Regions from separate parts of the Homo sapiens genome. Here region 1 is linked to region 2. A link is a loop called in an ENCODE intact Hi-C map of the cell type or tissue named here. Cell type or tissue: GM12878. All regions are shown on one strand. Each heading gives the region's core, and the rest is flanking DNA. Links, peaks and the distances in the headings are about the cores only. Region 1 has its middle 16 kb from the start of MIR5700. Region 2 overlaps USP44 (ubiquitin specific peptidase 44).

Region 1 (8,835 bases), core at 3,155-5,654, 990 kb before region 2:
AGGGCCACATTGGCCAGTGTGGGCCATGTGAACACTCTCATGGGGGGCTCTGAGGGACAGCGCCCACTAGGTCTTCAAGGTTGGAGTGGGGAAGAAGGAAGATGTGCTGTGGTCAAAAGAACAATCCCTTCCCTGTCCCTGCCCAAGATGTCCATGTCCTAATCCCTGGGATTTTGCAAACTTGATTAAGAATCTTGAGGCTGGGCGTGTTGGCTCATGCTTGTAATCCCAGCACTTTGGAAGGCTGAGGCAGGCAGATCACCTGAGGTTGGGAGCTTGAGACCAACCTGACCAATGTGGAGAAACTCCATCTCTTCTAAAAATATAAAATTAGCCAGGCATGGTGGGTAATTTTGTGCCTACAGGCTAATTACACACCTGTAATCCCAGCTACTCAGAAAGCTGAGGCAGGAGAATCACTTGAACCCAGGAAGTGGAGGTTACAGTGAGCCAAAATCACGCCATTGTACTCCAGCCTGGGTAACAAGAGGGAAACTCCGTCTCAAAAAAAAAAAAAAAATCTTGAAATGGGCAGATGATCCTGGATTATCTGGGTGGGCTTAATATAATCACAAGGATCCTGACAAAAAAGAGGCAGGAGGCCAGGCGTGGTGATGTGCACCTATAGTCCCAGAGCTTTGGGAGGCCAAGGCAAGAGGATCGCTGGAGCCCAGCAGTTCCAGGCTGCAGTAGGTTATAATCACACCACTGTACTCCAGCCTGGATGACAGGGTGAGACCCTGTCTCTGTTCAAAAAACAAAAAGACAGAAGAAAGTCAGAGACAGAGGAGACATAAAGATGAATGTGAAGGTCAGATCATGTGGGGCCATGAGCCAAGGAACATGGGCAGCCTCTATAAACTGGAAAAGGCAAAGCGCTAGATCCCTCCTGCAGCCTCCAGAAGGATTGTAGCTCTGCCAGTGCTTCATTTTAGAACTTCCAGAACTGGAAAAAAATGAATTTGTGTTGTTAAAACCAATACATTTGTGGCAATTTGTTATAATAGCAACAAGAAATGGATACAGGTGCTAAGAAGATAGCAAAATGCATGCCCACTGTACCTTCTCTCTCCTCCTTCCTGGTCCTATCTATCTGTTATGGGCTGAATTGTGTCCTTCCAAAATTCACATGTTGAAGTCCTAACCTCCAGTACTTGGGAATATGATACTGTTTGGAGATAGAGTCTTTAAAGAGGTGATTAAGGTAAAATGAGGTCATAGAGGTGAGCCCTAATTCAATATGACTGGTATCCTTGTAAGAACAGGAGATTAGGATGCAGACAGGTACAGGCGAAGACCATGTGAGGCCACAGCAAGAAGGTGGCCCCCAACAAGCCAAGGAGAGAGCCCTCCAAAGAAATCAACCTGCCGACACTGATCTCAAACTTCTAACCTGCAGAATTGTGAGAAAATCAATTTCTGTTGTTTAAGCCAGCTAGTCTGTGGTGTTCCTTATGGCAACCCTAGCAAACTAATACATGATCCTTCAAGGCAGAGGTGAAAATCTGCCTCCTTTCTCAAACTGCCTTTGATCAGCCTGCTCCCAGAGCAGCCATTGTCTCAGAATACCTAGTGGCCAAGAGTTTAACCCAAGGATCACAAACTCAAATGCCTATAGGGGCCAGGAAGAACTAACATGAGTGAAGTGCTTGACTATAAGAAACTGTATTTGCCAATTGATATGGTTTGGATCCGTGTCCCTACCCAAACCTCATGTTCAATTGTAATCCCCAGAGTTGGAGGTGGGGCCTGGTGGGAGGTGATTGGATTATAGGGGTGGATCCTTCACGAAGGGTTTAGTACCAACCCTTGGGTGCTGTTCTCGTGATAGAGTTCTCATGAGAATTGGTTATTCTCAACAGGTTATTTACTGGTTGTGTAACCAGTTACATGAGAACTGGCTAGCACTTACCCACCTCTCTCTCTTGCTCCTTCTCCCACCATGAGATGCCTCACTCCGCCCCCTTCATCTTCTGCCATGATTGTAAGTTCCCTGAGGCCTCCCAGGAGCTGATGCCGTCATGCTTCCTGTACAGCCTGCAGAACCATGATCCAGTTAAACCTCTTTTTAAAATAAAAATAAATTACCCAGTCTCAGGTATTTCTTTACAGCAGTGTGAGAATGGACTAATCTACCAATTAAACATAATCAGTATACACTATCACAAAAATGACATTCACTCCCTATCTCCCTGTCTGCTTTTAGTTTTGCCACATTTTATCAAGGATGAATACAAGGAAAATCCTCTCTTCCTGACCGTTCAGTGGGGAAAAGTGGCAGTGCTGGGGTGAGAGGCACCTGCTTTTATTTTTTGTGTTAAGGAACCTACAGGAGAGGTGCGAGCTGAGCTGGAAATTGCAGGCCCTGCCCTGTGCCAAGGGGCAGTTGCTACTTAGCTCTAGCCAACTGTTACCAGGGACAAGGACAGGCCAGACCAGCCAGAGTTTTCCAATTTTTCAAAAAAACTGAAAATATACATTTTTAAAGTGAAATTTGATTTTAAGACATTGATAACTAATTTTTTAAAAATTAACTGTGTTGGCCACCTCACATCCATTACAACGGCTACTAGTAAAAAACAAAACCAAACAAAAACAAAATAGAAAATAAGTGTTGGTGAGGATGTAGAGAAATTGGAGCGCTGTTGGTGGGAATGGAAAACGGTGCAGCTGCTGTAGAAAACAGTATGGCAGTTCCTCAAACATTTAAAAATAGAATTAGCATATGATCCAGCAATTCCACTTCTGGGTATATACTCAAAAGAACTGAAAGCAGAGTCTTGAAGATATATTTGTACACCCATATTCATAGCAGCATTATTCATGAGAGCTAAAATGCGGATGCAACCCAAGTGTCCATTGACAAATGAATAGATAAGCAAAATGTGACACACATATATATATATCACATGATGGAATATTATTTAGCCTTACGAGGAGGGAAATGCTGATATATGCAACACAGATGAATCCTCAGGACATTCTGCTAAATGAAATAAGTCAGTAATAGAAGGATAAATTACTGTTCGATTCCATTCGTATGAGCTGCAATACTTAGTCAAAACCACAGAGACAGTGAAATGGTGGTTGCCAGGAAGTGGGTGGGGGGCAAGAATGGGGAATTAGTGATTAATGGGTACAAAGTTTCAGATTCGCAAGATGAAAAAAGTTCTAGGCTGGGTGCAGTGGCTCACGCCTGTAATCCCAGCACTTTGGGAGGCCGAGGTGGGTAGATCACCTGAGGTCAGGAGTTTGAGACCAGCCTGGCCAACATGGTGAAACCTCATGTCCACTAAAAATACAAAAAATTATCTGGGCACAGTGGCAGGTGCCTGTAGTCCCAGCTACTTGGGAGGCTGAGACAGGAGAATCGCTTGAACCTGGGAGGCGGAGGTTGCAGTGAGCCGAGATCGCGCCACTGCACTCCAGCCTGGGTGACAGAGTGAGACTCCATCTTAAAAAAAAAAAAAAATTATGAAAAAAGTTCTGGAGGTAGACGGTGGGGATGGCTGCACACCAATATGAATGTACTTAGTGCCACTGAATTTCACACTTAAAAATGGTTGAAATAGTAAATTTAATGTTATATGTATTTTACCAGAATTTTAAAAATTGGAAAATGACAACTGAGCTGGCTAAGATTGTTATTTTGAAACAAGACACATTTTTTAAGGCCTAGCTTCAGCTCATAGTCCACCAGTTTGCAACCTCTGTTTTAACACTTCCTTGTTTTCTAGTCATTTCATGTGTTCATGTCTTACCCAACTAGAAGGTAAAATTCCCTGGAAGTAGGAACTGTGTCTTAACCTTCTTTGGTATCTTTCAAAGTGGGTACTTGGAGCTTTGCAGTGGGCAAATCACAGTTGCCCTGCTGAATACTGGATGATACCCACACACTCATAACTAATTATTAGACACTGCCATGCTGTACACAGAGCTGTGGCCACATGGGATTAATTGTAACATTTCAAGAATAAGAAGAGAGCTTTTGAAGTACAAAAAGAAATTCATTCTGACTAGCAGGTGGGGATGGTGTGTCAGGAGAGACGAGGGTGAAGAGGGCAGGGAGACGGGAAAGGGGCCTTATAGGCCACAAGAAGGGGAAATGGGAAATTGCCACAGGCTGTAAGCAGAGGGTGACGAGATTGGATTGGATTTTGAGATAAATCATAAAAACTAGAGCCTGGAACGCCCCTGCTAAGAGATTCAGGAAAATGGTAAATGCCGCTTGGCAACAGCTCTCCAGGGCCACATGTGAACACAAACACACTTGTTTGTGTTCAGCGAATGAGGAGGTTGGGGACATAGGGAAGAACTAGGGGAACTCGGGGGGCTTCAACAAGAGGAGTGAGGCAAATGCACACCCCCTTCAGAGCAGGGGCTGTGTGCGCACGTGTGTATGTTGCGTGTGTGCAGTTAGAGTGGGGGTGATTCTTAGGTGGGTCTAGGCAAGCTGACACCCTAAGTTGCAGACCATGGGCAGCAGATGGAGGCGACGCTAAAGTCCAGCCATCAGACCCTCCGTGCTCCCCTGGAACACCTGTAGGAAACCCTGAGAACTCCAACTTTAAAGGGATCCAAGACACTGTAGCCAGCACAGTAACCCGTGGCAACCCCTAGAGGTTGCTATAACCTCAGCAATGGGGAGCGTTATACCGAAGGAACCTGCCGGTTCCCCAGACACAAAAATGGCTGAACCTTGGTGATCACAGCACATGACCAGGAACCGCCAATACACTCATGGAACTGTCCCGCTGACAATGTCTAGAGGGAAAATGCCCTGTCCTCTAACACCCTTCTCTGAGGGGGAAAAAAGCCACATTAGAAGAAGTGATATGACCAAAAGACAAGCTTTCTCCAAAGGCCAATGGCCTTGGAATGTTTATTAAGTGTTTTGTCTGTTTGCTCAAGTGCTATCCTTCAACACCGGGACTAGAAACAATTTCTTCAGAAATAACTAACCAGCCACAATTAGTAAAACTTCATAAAGCCTGGAGAATACTGTCATCAGAAGAGCTACATTTGGGGCAGTCTGGGGAAGGGTGAAGTGTGAGGATGGGGACCATTATCTCCAGAGGTCTAGTGATTAAGAACTGGGTGACTCTGGACAGCTGGTCCCAGGGACTTTGCACTTGTGGTGGAGGCTGAATTCGTCATTCCCAATCCGGATGCTATGCAATCATCGTCAAGTACTCCAATCCATCTGCATGTCTGAATATGGATGGGGATGCTCTGCACTGTCCCCATCGGCCGCTGGGTCCTCCACTCTCTCTCTGCTCTGGATCTCTGGATCTCATCTTTCTACTTCCTCTGCAGGTGGCATCATGGGGACTGTCTGGTGACTCCCCTAAGCAACCAGCATCAGACACTAGAAACTTCCAGTCAAGTCTCCTGGTCCCTGATTCCAACCAGACGACCACATCTTCACCCCAGGATGGACTTTAGACCTCAGCAGCAGAGACAGCCATACTTCCTGTGTGACACTGGGGCAACCACGTTTCTCACAGGCCCCCAGGTGGGGCTGAGATGAGAGCAGGCCATCTGAAGGTGCACAAAATAGGCAGGATGGGATGGAGGCCAAGAACATCCCAGTGAAATGGGTGCTCCCAATTTGCATTTGGGAAAGAAGGGCTCCCACCTTTCCCAAGCCCTGCATTTCACATATTTTGCCCCTATTCTACTCTACACTCAACCCCCAACTCTCTGAGTTCCACTCCACATGACCCCGCCCCCATCTTAACTTGCTGTGTCCTCACCCTACTCCACAGATCCCTGCCTCCCGTGCCTTTGCTCCAGGTGAGGCCATACACTTGGCGGAGGCCTATTTGCTGTGGCCATTTTGACCCAGGGAATGTCTGATGTGACCATTTGAAAACACTCTCCACAAAATTGCTCGAAACACTGTTTTATATTAAAAATTCAAAGCAGGCCTAAGTGAAAAAGACAAACAAGGGACAAGGGATGTGGGCCTGATGACTACTGAATGTACTACTTAGTAACAATAATTAAAAACTAAATATTTAATAGTTTGGCTTTCCCCCCAGCTACCTAAAAAAAAGCAAACAAACAAAAAAACTGCCTCTCAGACTAAAATAGCTGCTTCAAGAGCGCCACATCAACATGTGATAAGTTTGCTCACATTGTTACCTTCATCTTCCTACTCCCTGTGTCAATTACAAATGGCTTATGATGCAACTAATGGCCATTATCAAAGGCATAAGGAAAGACATTTAAGACTTCACATCACAAGAAGTCTCCAGACAGATGATTCCCAGCATTGACTCAACTGCTCAACGGGGCTCACAGAGACCCAGCTCCTGTCCGGCTTTCTTCTGCCATCCTTAGCTGCTTGGCTTTTAGTTCTCATTCTCATCACTTCATGGTTGCAAGATGGCTGCCACGGTTCCACGCATCACATCTTCACACAAGGCAGGAAAAAAGGGAAAGGGGCAGTAGTTAAAAGGCTGTTAGAGTGCTAGGTTTCCTGTTTAAGATAGCGTCCCCCATGGCAGCGCAGGCCTGGAAGCTTCTGCAAGCCCTAGCGCTGCTGCCCCGCTTCCTGGTGGCCAGGTCCCGGGCAGTTCAATTAACCTCCAGAAGATGGCTGAGCCTGCAGGAATGCCAGAGCAAGAAACTGATGTCTGATAACAGAGTGACAGTTCAAAGATTCTTTGTAGCAGACACTGCGAATGAAGCTCTTGAGGCCGCTAAGAGACTAAATGCAAAAGAAATTGTTTTAAAAGCCCAGATCTTAGCTGGAGGAAGAGGAAAAGGTGTCTTCAATAGTGGTTTGAAAAGAGGTGTTCATTTAACAAAAGACCCTAATGTTGTGGGACAGCTGGCTAAACAGATGATTGGGTACAATCTAGCGACAAAACAAACTCCAAAAGAAGGTGTGAAAGTTAACAAGGTGATGGTTGCTGAAGCCTTGGACATTTCCAGAGAAACCTACCTGGCAATTCTGATGGACCAGTCCTGCAATGGCCCCATGCTGGTGGGCAGCCCCCAGGAGGGCATCGACATTGAAGAGGTGGCTGCTTCAAACCCAGAGCTCATTTTTAAGGAGCAAATTGACATTTTTGAAGGAATAAAGGACAGCCAAGCTCAGCGGATGGCAGAAAATCTAGGCTTCGTTGGGCCTTTGAAAAGCCAGGCTGCAGATCAAATTACGAAGCTGTATAATCTCTTCCTGAAAATTGATGCTACTCAGGTGGAAGTGAATCCCTTTGGTGAAACTCCAGAAGGACAAGTTGTCTGTTTTGATGCCAAGATAAACTTTGATGACAATGCAGAATTCCAACAAAAAGACATATTTGCTATGGACGACAAATCAGAGAATGAGCCCATTGAAAATGAAGCTGCCAAATATGATCTAAAATACATAGGACTAGATGGGAACATTGCCTGCTTTGTGAATGGTGCTGGGCTCGCCATGGCTACTTGTGATATCATTTTCCTTAATGGTAGGAAGCCAGCCAGCTTCTTGGATCTTGGAGGTGGTGTAAAGGAAGCTCAAGTATATCAAGCATTCACATTGCCCACAGCTGATCCTAAGGTTGAAGCCATCCTTGTCAATATTTTTGGTGGTATCGTCAACTGTGCCATCATTGCCAATGGGATCACCAAAGCCTGCCAGGAGCTAGAACTCAAGGTGCCCCTTGTGGTTTGGCTTGAAGGAACCAACGTCCAAGAGGCCCAGGAAATACTCAACAGCAGACTCCCCATTACTTCAGCCGTTGACCTGGAGGATGCAGCCAAGAAGGCTGTGGCCAGTGTGGCCAAGAAGTGATGTCTTTGTCCTGATCCGATGGAGAAACAAAGCCATTTTTCCATAAAAAGGGATGGTTCATCATTGTGAAAGAAATGGTTATCTCGTTGGGGAGGAAAAGGGGGGGTGAAGGCAAGAATCACTGAAAAATCTTAAATCTGTGTTTTCTGGAATAAGCTATCTAGACAGCCTAAATCTGATTTTAGTCTTTATAAAAATAATATCTCGTATTCTCATACTTTTCTGTCACTGTAAGCCTGCCCAGTAGGCAGTGTTTTGCAGACTTTGGGGAGCGGTCTATGTGACCAAATATTGTGTGTATAGACAGAATTTGAAATCGGGTCCTGCTTCATTTACAAGAATTTTGGTGGGCATCTAATCCTACATAATGAAAAAGAAGAACAGACCATTTAAAAACTCAGACAAGATTATATTTAATATATTAATTACTAAAAAGGCACAAGATTACACTGAACATTAGCTACTAAAAAGGCACTGCCAAGACATTCAAACAAATAGCTATTACACACTGCAGCAGATTTTACAGGTTTCTAATTCCAACATATGTTTGAAAAATCCATGAGTGTTCCAAAATATACTTAATAATGGAAGGTCTGCATTAATATACCATCCATGTGTTTTTACCATTTGGTTTAATATTGAATATACTGTTTACCTCACACTAAAAATAAAACCAGAAACCTTATTTGTGACTTTGGAGTGGAAGCTTCCATTTTTGGGTCAAAAATGAATCCTGATTCTTATGGAAATCTCTGTTATTAAGTCATTTCAAGATGAGACAACACTGAAGATCAAATTGTGTTGGGTATCAGTATCTTCTCTCCTCGTTTATCTCTTACACCTCATCCTCCCAGGATCTACCAGTTGATGGTAGAAAGATGGGAACCTTATCTGAATGTTTTTTTTTTCCATGATGTCCAATTTTGTTGTGGGAAAGGATTTGGATAAAGTTTTTGTTTAAATTTTGGTAGATTTTTATCTATACAAGTTTAAATAAAATTATGTTTTGTAAGTTGTAAAAGAAAAAAAAAAGGCTGTTAGAACTG
Region 2 (8,835 bases), core at 3,193-5,692:
AAATTGACACAAAGAACTCTCCTGGCGTTTATAGTCTAAGGACTCAGTAGTGCCAGGGCCAGACATTTTGAGAATTTTCTTGAATTAAACAAAAAAAACAAAAACAAAAGCAAAAACACACAAAAAGCCATCCCAGTCTGGGTGTAGTGGCTCATGCCTGTAATCCCAGCACTTTGAGAGGCCAAAGCGGGAGGGCTGCTTGAGCCCAGGAGTTTGAGACCAGCCTGGGCAACACAGTGAGACCTTGTCTCTATAAAAAAAATAAAAAATAGAAAGGAAAAGCCATTACAGCAACCAACTGTCTTAAATCTCCTGAGAACCAGTTCCCTAAGAGTGTATTAAAGAAAGAGAAGCAAAAAGCTGGTACAATAATTTTTATTAATTTGAAAATACATTTATAAAGGAAAAAATAAGCACATAGCAACTTTCATACTACTGGAAATATAGATAGATAGATAGATAGATAGATAGATAGATAGATAGATAGATATAAAAGAAAAACACTTTCTGGAAAGAACTTTGTCACCAAGTATCAGAAGTCTTACTCTGACAAAGTCAACTTCTAAGACTCTGTCATAAGGAAGTCAGAAAAATTAATTGATGACATTATAATAATGAAAAAAATTAAAAACAGTCAACAATAGGGGAATGGTTAAGTTACGGTATAAACATACGATGTGGCCAGGAGCAGTGGCTCATGCCTGTAATCCCAGCACTTTGGGAGGCCGAGGCGCGTGGATCACAAGGTCAGGAGATCGAGACCATCCTGGCTAACATGGTGAAACCCCGTCTCTACTAAAAACACAAAAAATTGGCTGGGTGTGGTGGCAGGCGCCTGTAGTCCCAGCTACTTGGGAGGCTGAGGCAGGAGAATGGCGTGAACCCAGCAGGTGGAGCTTGCAGTGAGCCGAGATCGCGCCACTGCACTCCAGCCTGGGCAACAGAGTGAGACTCTGTCTCAAAAAAACAAAAACAAAAACAAAAAAAAACATATGATGTTAAATAGCAGACATATACCAAAAAAAACACACAAAAAAATTATGAACATTGAAATGTTTTGAAAAGAATGATGAAATATTTTTAATTATTGGAAAATAATTACAATATTAAATGGGAAAAGCAGATAAATGCAAAATGACCAATTATGGGAAAAAATATTTATACATGTGCAGGAGAAAAAAAGACTAGAAAATATACCAAAATATAAATAGTTTTACCAATGGATTGTGGGGTTATAGGATTAGAGAATGATTTTTCTTTCCTTCTATATAGATTTCCTATATTATATAGGTTTCCTGCAACTATATGTTGCACTCTGTAACAGTGTATTTTAAAACTTTTGCATAAAAAGGAAATGACAGAGAAAGATGGAGAAGTAAAATTGCAGTACAATTCTTATTTGCTAATTGACACAAAATCTTTGCATTTCTGAAACACTGAAAAATAAACTTCATAGATATTCCTTAAGAAGAATTACATCTGAAATACTTAAACAACATTTTAGGAAAGTATGCTATAAAAACAAAAGATGGCCTTATTACAATGCAAGTTGAACTGAAGAACAGAGGCAGGTGTGCAGGGGGAAGGAAATGACCTAAAAGCCTAATAGCCTCAGTTATAAAAAAAATTTTGTTTAAATTTGTGTGTTATGGGAAAGTAGAGAACCTTATGTCTATTAACAGTTCACCAATAAGTCCACTCAGTATAGAGAACCTTTACTTCGAAGATTCTGGTTTTATAGTCCACCTTATCATGACAAAGGAAACTTTTGAGTAGTAATTAAAATAAAGGAAAATCATATAAGATTATTCTAGATGAAATCACATTTGTTTACCTTAAAATTTCCCTACCTACTTGTTAAAGCTCTCAGACCATGACCCTTTGATTTTATAGGAAGTCCTCCAGGGCTACTCCTTGGTCCCTGAAATTGCTCAAGTGTGCACCATTTTCTTTCTTTCTTTGGGTTTTTTTTTTTTTTTTTTGAGACGGAGTCTCGCTCTGTCACCCAGGCTGGAGTGCAGTGGTGTGATTTCAGCTCATTGCAACCTCCACCTCCTGGGTTCAAGCGATTCTCCTGACTCAGCCTCCCAAGTAGCTGAGATTACAGGCGTCTGCCACCACACTCAGCTAGCTTTTGTATTTTTAGTAGAGATGGGGTTACACCATGTTGGTCAGGCTGGTCTTGAACTCCTGACTTCAGCTGATCTACCCGCCTTGGCTTCCCAAAGTGCTGGGATTATAGGTGTGAGCCCCCACGCCCGGCCATGTGCACCATTTTCATCCCGAGAATAGCAGCATCTTTAAATCCGTTCCCTCTGGGATTAAACCCTCCTCTTCTCAATCCCTCAGATAATGAATGTAATATTGGTAACCTAGAGAGCTCCGTCTCCTGATTTCTCCCTCCCTCCAAAAGCTTTTGCTACCATAGATGTAAAACTACTTCCAATGATTCATGAAAGAAGGAATTGAGTGAGCTGATTTCTCTATACATATTTATAAAAACAATCTATTTTGACCTGAAAATGGTACTAGCTCAACACACTAGATGTACATAGAATATGCCTTTTTATAGGCTACACTTTATGAACTCCCAATGATGAAAATAAGATTCTTAAAAATCCATACCTGACTAAGAAGTTGTCCATGAAAAATGTTATTTACAACATTCAGAACTTGTTTGATGAGTTTCCTTTGAGAAGTGGGGATAAGAGCTGGTAAACTGGTACCAGTTGTCTCTAATTCACGTTGTATTTTATCTAAAAGTTCACAAAGAAATTCCTGAGCGTCTTGTTGGGCGTAACCACGAAAGGCAGGAATGAGTCTCCACACTGAGTGTAGCATAGCAAATGGTGAGACCAACGCCCACTTTCCAGACCACATGACTTGGAACAAAGTATGCAATTCATGACAAAGAGAAATGTACTGTGAAGTTGGCTCCTTTGGCTGAATAAGTTCCATCTTTCTACCTTTTGATGCTCCACCACTTAGTCCTGATGACAGACTTGATTGTCTGGAGCAAACAAAACCTGTATCTTTTTCCTGACATTCATTCATTTGATATACTACTGTATCTGTGACTGGTGGATGCTTACAAGATCTTGTCTTCTCGCTAGCAGTCATAGCCAGCCATTGGTTCAGATCAAGCTTTAAAAAACATTGTCGAAAAATAAGTAAATGACTCAACACCTGAAGAACAGAATTCATATAGCAAGTATTTCCCAAATTTCTCAATCCTGTTACACCAGGAGTTACTATTGGCCTTCGTTTAACTGAGGAGTCACTGACTTTTTGAGATATTTCATTTTCTGAGGTAGAGAGTACTTTATCTTTTGCTGGTGATGCTGGCGTTTGTGCTGGCACCTGAACAGAAACTATTTCTATTATGGTCGACTGAGCGAGCCCTTGTAAACGTAAACTCTTTCTTGGAGGCATACTTTCCAATTCTGCTTTAACTTGATACTCCAATTCCTGCCGTCTTTTCTTTACTTCTCTTTTTACTACTATTTTTTCCTGAAATGGTTCTTCTTGCTTTTTTCTTCCAATGGGTGATTGTTCAAACCATGTTCGAAAGATTTTACCCATTAGTATCCTTCTCCTGTGCCAAAGAGCAGTATACAGTTGATCTTCACTTTGAAGCAGAGATTGGGCACCGTCATGTAAGAAATAAGAATCATCACCTGTACCCATGGACCGTAAAAACCTCCCACTACGAGTTGTGCAGTGATAATTTTGACTTTTGATGGCACTTAATGTACGTCGTAGTAACTTCAGGTCTCCAGTTGTGTTATCATTCAGAACATAATCATCACAAAGGTAACAAAAAACGTACATCTCATTCACCTCCAATGCAACAGGATGACTGCTTTCTTGAAAGTGCTTGAGTGCATGCTCTTCAATATATCTTCCACAGGCAACATGGGAGCAGCTAAGGCAAGCCCAAATGGACTCGGTCGTGTTGCAGTCCACACAGTGCCATTTCTGAGGGTTGAGGCTGGAATGGTCTTGAGCAAGCTGCAGCTGCCCAACATGTTTGCACGTATCCATTGCTAGCATTTATTTAGTCTAGCTGAGAAATGCATAATCCAAACAAGTCTCTGTTCACAACACTTGAAGCATCTGAAAACTAAACAGAACAATGTCAAGTGTTAATAACAAGATGCTAATATTTTTCATATTTTTTCCCAAGAATAATAAAGATTTGTGTCCTCTGCTCCCAATTTCTAGGCTGCTTATCATAATACCATTGGCAGTTCTCCCATTTCCCTTTCTCTAAACTTCCCTAACCTCACATCCACCTTGCTCTGAAAGCACAGACACTTCACTTTCTCTAATGAGGCGCCTTTAGCTTTTGTTTTTAACTTTCTGCCACCATCTAGTGGTGAAAAATGGGTAGTAATCACTTTCCACTGAAATAGCTTAAGATCTATCCTTTTTTACCCAGTAGTCTGAGGGCAGTTTCCAAAACTGCATTCCCTTTTTTTTTTTTTTTTGAGACAGAGTCTTGCTCTGTGGCCCAGGCTGGAGTGCAGTGGTGCGATCTCAGCTCACTGCAACCCCTGCCTCCTGGGCTCACGTGATTGCTGTGCCTCAGCCTCCCGGGTAGCTGGGATTATAGGAGTGCACCACCACATTCAGCTAATCTGTTTTTCGTATTTTTACTAGAGACAAGGTTTCGTCATGTTGCCCAGGCTGGTCTTGAACTCCTGAGCTCGGGTCATCTACCCGCCTTGGCCTCCCAAAGTGCTGGGATTACAGGCGTGAACCACTGTGCCTGGCCCCTTTTCTTAATGACAGGGGTTGGCAAGACCCAAATATATCTCACTAATATTTATAAACATTATGAGCCTTATGTGGAGTTAATAAAACATAATCAAAGATGAAAAGGTGAGTTTTAAGGCAGAAAAACATAGGTTTGAATTGTACCTTTGCCACACACTGTTAAATGTATGATTTTGAGCAAATGTTTTAACTTCTCTAAACCATCTGTAAAAGAGGGAAAATCATACCAACTTCAATTGAGTTGTTGAAGAACTGAGAGATAATATTTATCTGACACATGGTAAATGGTAGTTTTAATTGTATCTATAGTGAACGAATCTTATTACCCTATTTAAATAAATCATATTACCATTAAACTTATTTTTTTCCATTTGGTAAATCAATAATTACCTTTAATTCATGGCTCTATAACATACTCTGAGGCCGAACAGACTTGACAGTTGGCTTTAGGGAAAGAGAAAGACAGAAGAGGAGAATGTGCTTTTGTATTTGAATATTCTCAGAAACATACAAGGAAATAAAGAGAAAAAAAGGAAGAATATGAAGTGGGTGGCAATAAGCTTTTATTACATTCTAGCAGGCCTAAACCTATCTGAAATTATAAGCTTATTTTTTTAAAAAAGCTTATGTGATTTTTGACACAGAACTTGTTCCTTTATCAGTTAAAGTCAGGAACACTTCTGCTGTAAGTTATTTACATGTAATGAACAGAAATCTTATTTAAAAAGCCGTGATCACAAACACTTTTTTCATTGATTTAATACAAATCAAAGACAAATTTCAGGGTTTGGGTGGAGACCTAGTTACGGAACACTAAAAACACCCTATGTATCATGACCAAGGCATTAAATTTTTAGGGCAGTTGAAACTGTGAATTTCAACGGTACCTGCAAGTGCCACCTCCAGGCCTTAAGAAAACTGCAAAAGCAGTTGATTTTTGGTTCCTTCCCACCTCTTTTTGTAAAATCTCATATTCGTTCCTTAATTTTTAGGTATCAGGTACTGACCAGTCCCAAATCTCACATGTTCACATGTTTCTTTCTTTCCTTTTTTTTCCTTTTTTTTTTTTTTTTTTTTTGAGATAGGGTCTTGTTCTGTCACCTAAGCTGGACTGCAGTGGTGCAGTCTCAGCTCACTGCAACCTCCACCTCCCAGGTTCCAGCGATTCTCGCACCTCAGCATCCCCAGTAGCTGAGACCACAGGCATGTGCCATTACGCCTGGCTAATTTTTGTATTTTTGGTACAGACATAGTTTCACCATGTTGCCCAGGCTGGTCTTGAACTCCTGGCCTCAAGTGATCTACCCGCCTAACCCTCCCAAAGTGCTAGGATTACAAGCGTGAGCCACCGTGCCCAGCCCCCATTTCACACGTTTTAAGTGCACATTTTAAATTTACTCCTCTCTCTAAAAATTTCCAGAGGTTTAAAATCTGGTCAAATATGGTACTTTATTAGAACACCTAGGATTTGACAATAGTTGCTAATGGCAGAATTGAGACATCAGTGATTTATATATTCCACTATCCCATATCTTTCTGTACTGAGGCAAGAAACCTTAGAGTCATCCTTGACTCTCTCTCTCTAAATCAATCCTTCAGGAAAAATGATTGACTCTACCTCCAAAATATACTGAGAATCTGACTTACTTAGTGCCTCTACTGCCACCAGCCTGATCCAAGCTACAATCAAGTCTTACCGGGATTACTGCAGTAAGGCTCCCAGATGGTCTCTCCACTTCTGTCCTTACTGCCACCAACAGTCTACTCTCAACACACAGTAGCATGGTCTGCATCTAGACCTAAACAACCACTTTAGGGGATCCTTGCTGTGACCCTCCTCTATTAATGTGTAGTCAGCAAGGCCAAGGGCATGTGGCCACCTGAAGTCTGCACACACCAGCAACTCCCCTTCTAAGGCCACTCGCTGGTACCTGGGACTCAGAGAATTACTTGCCCTAATCATCCCCAAGCTTGCTTCTAGGGCCTATGAGCAACACAGAGCCACTGAAGAAATCTGTAGAGGAGAATGATATGATCAGATCTGTGGGTTACAGAGGGATCTGAATTACAAAGAGCTCTGGAGAAGGGACGAGTGATTAAGAGAGACTAGCAGTCCAGAAATTATAAGGAAATTAAAGCTGCAGGAGTATAGCAGTTTTGAAGAAGGGGGCAGAGGTAGAATTAGTGCTTAACAAACATTAGTTGAGAGAATTTACTCAATTTGGAGGTTAAGGGAAGGATCTAGGGCTCTGTATTACCTTTTATTCAAAATGATAAAATGAATACAGAGAAAATTTAGTTAAACATGTTTCTGGCAAACCATAGAAAATAATTTTTATATTATTTTATTTTTTGAGACAGAGTCTCACTCTGTCGCCCAGGCTGGAGTGCAGGGGTGCTATCTTAGCTCACTGCAACCTCCACCTCCTGGGTTCAAGCGATTCTCCTGCCTTAGCCTCCCGAGTAGCTGGGATTACAGGCACACGTCACCATGTCCAGCTAATTTTTGTATTTTTAGTAGAGACGGGGTTTCACCATGTTGGCCAGGCTAGTCTTGAGCTCCCGACCTCGTGACCTGCCTGCCTTGGCCTCCCAAAGTGCTGGGATTACAGTCATGAGCCACCACGCCAGGCCGAAAATAATTATTAGTTCAACATCCTTGCAGAGGTGAAGAAGGAAATGCCAGCAAAAAAGATCATTTCATTCCAAAATTTTAAAGACGTAGAATGAGTTAACACTTTCAGAAAAGGATCAGTAGGAAAAAGCCTGGTGAGAATACATTTATTCTGAGGTTACCTCTGGGTAATGGGACTGAAAATTACTGTACTTTCTTTATTAATCTATACTTTCAAAATTGTAAAAATAACATGTTTTAAATAAAAACAGCTCAGATAGTGTTAAGTATGTGCTAAATTGTACACTAACCTCTTTACTCCTTTCTCTACTCTGCAAATAAATTCCCTTGAATACAAAAAAAGTACCTGTTTCATTGAAGCTATTGCTAAAAAATCTATTTAGATAATAACAAAGTACTTGACCTTCAAAGGGAAGTGGCATCTATAATTAAACACATCATTCTATTTGATACAAAATTGTGAAAAGGGTGAAATCTTGATTAGATGTCATCTATCTGAGACATCATGGTAGAAGAGAGGGATTACAGTAAAACGGTGAGCGAGCACACACTGGAATCTAAATCCCCGAGTTTAACACTTGACAGGATTTACTATGTGACCATAAATTACGTGCTACATACCTCAGTTTTCTTATCTGTAAAGTAACAGTGGTAATAATACCAATAGGGTTGTTGAGGGAATTAACTTAGAACAACTCCTGACACTTAATAATATGGCCCTGAGTACATCTTAGCTGCCAATAGTAATAAAATAATAATAAATTATTATTATAAATGCTAGTTTCCTTCTAGTTGATCACTTTTAGCCAGGGATTCCTTCTTCTCAGCCAAATGTGTACTAAGCCCAACTAAGGTGCTAACAGATAATCAAGATGTTAGCTAAGAACTAAGGTCTGACCTCTCCCAGGGGAATTTGCATTTTAAAAGGGGGGGGTCTCTCAAAGATAAAATCTTTTTAAAAATAGACGTGAAACCAGAATAGTGGAATGACGGATCACGAGATTAATATTTTAGCTCAGGGGGCCCACTTACCCTGTCTACTTATGAAAGAAATCAGTAAGGGGTAGACGACAGAGGCAAGGGCACCGTGGAAAGCAGGAGCTGCAGAGCCAGGCTGCTGTCCCTAGAGATCTCCAGTAACTCAGACAGTAACTAGGGTATCCCCAAAGGGGTCTCATCACACAAAGATCTAAGAGCTTGGAGGAAAGAAAGGAGGATGGGAGTATTTTCTTGACACTTCCTATATTCCTCTACTGGGTTCAGAGCACCTCTTTTCATTTGCTAATCCACCGCTGTGAAGCTATGCATTCGCTCTGGCGTCAGCAGATTGGATGTATGATTTTTGGCAGTATATTCATTTTAAAGAGGTATTACCTGACAAAACATTTTTATATCCCTCATGCAGATTCTGACAAAATATT

What was found. Hi-C counts contacts between places; a loop is a spot of excess contacts. Peaks named below come from ENCODE experiments on the same cell type or tissue, not always from the same donor. Only the 100,000 strongest peaks of a DNase experiment are listed, where the experiment ranks them.
Region 1: a loop joins it to region 2, with 6 times the contacts of the local background. A loop is called at or near these places in 9 of 110 quality-filtered maps.

The regions. Positions count from the first base shown.
Region 1 is chr12:94,541,748-94,550,582 of GRCh38, forward strand. It overlaps the pseudogene SUCLG2P2. Among named protein-coding and RNA genes, the nearest start is that of MIR5700, 16 kb to the right of the region's middle. In GM12878, for the core only: a CTCF peak has its summit at 4,615; a DNase peak (open chromatin) is centred at 4,674.
Region 2 is chr12:95,530,204-95,539,038 of GRCh38, forward strand. USP44 (ubiquitin specific peptidase 44) reads right to left here. Exons shown (of 6, transcript NM_032147.5): 2 at 2,626-4,123. The coding sequence starts at 4,053. Among named protein-coding and RNA genes, the nearest start is that of USP44, 17 kb to the right of the region's middle. In GM12878, for the core only: a CTCF peak has its summit at 4,373 (motif pointing left); a DNase peak (open chromatin) is centred at 4,348.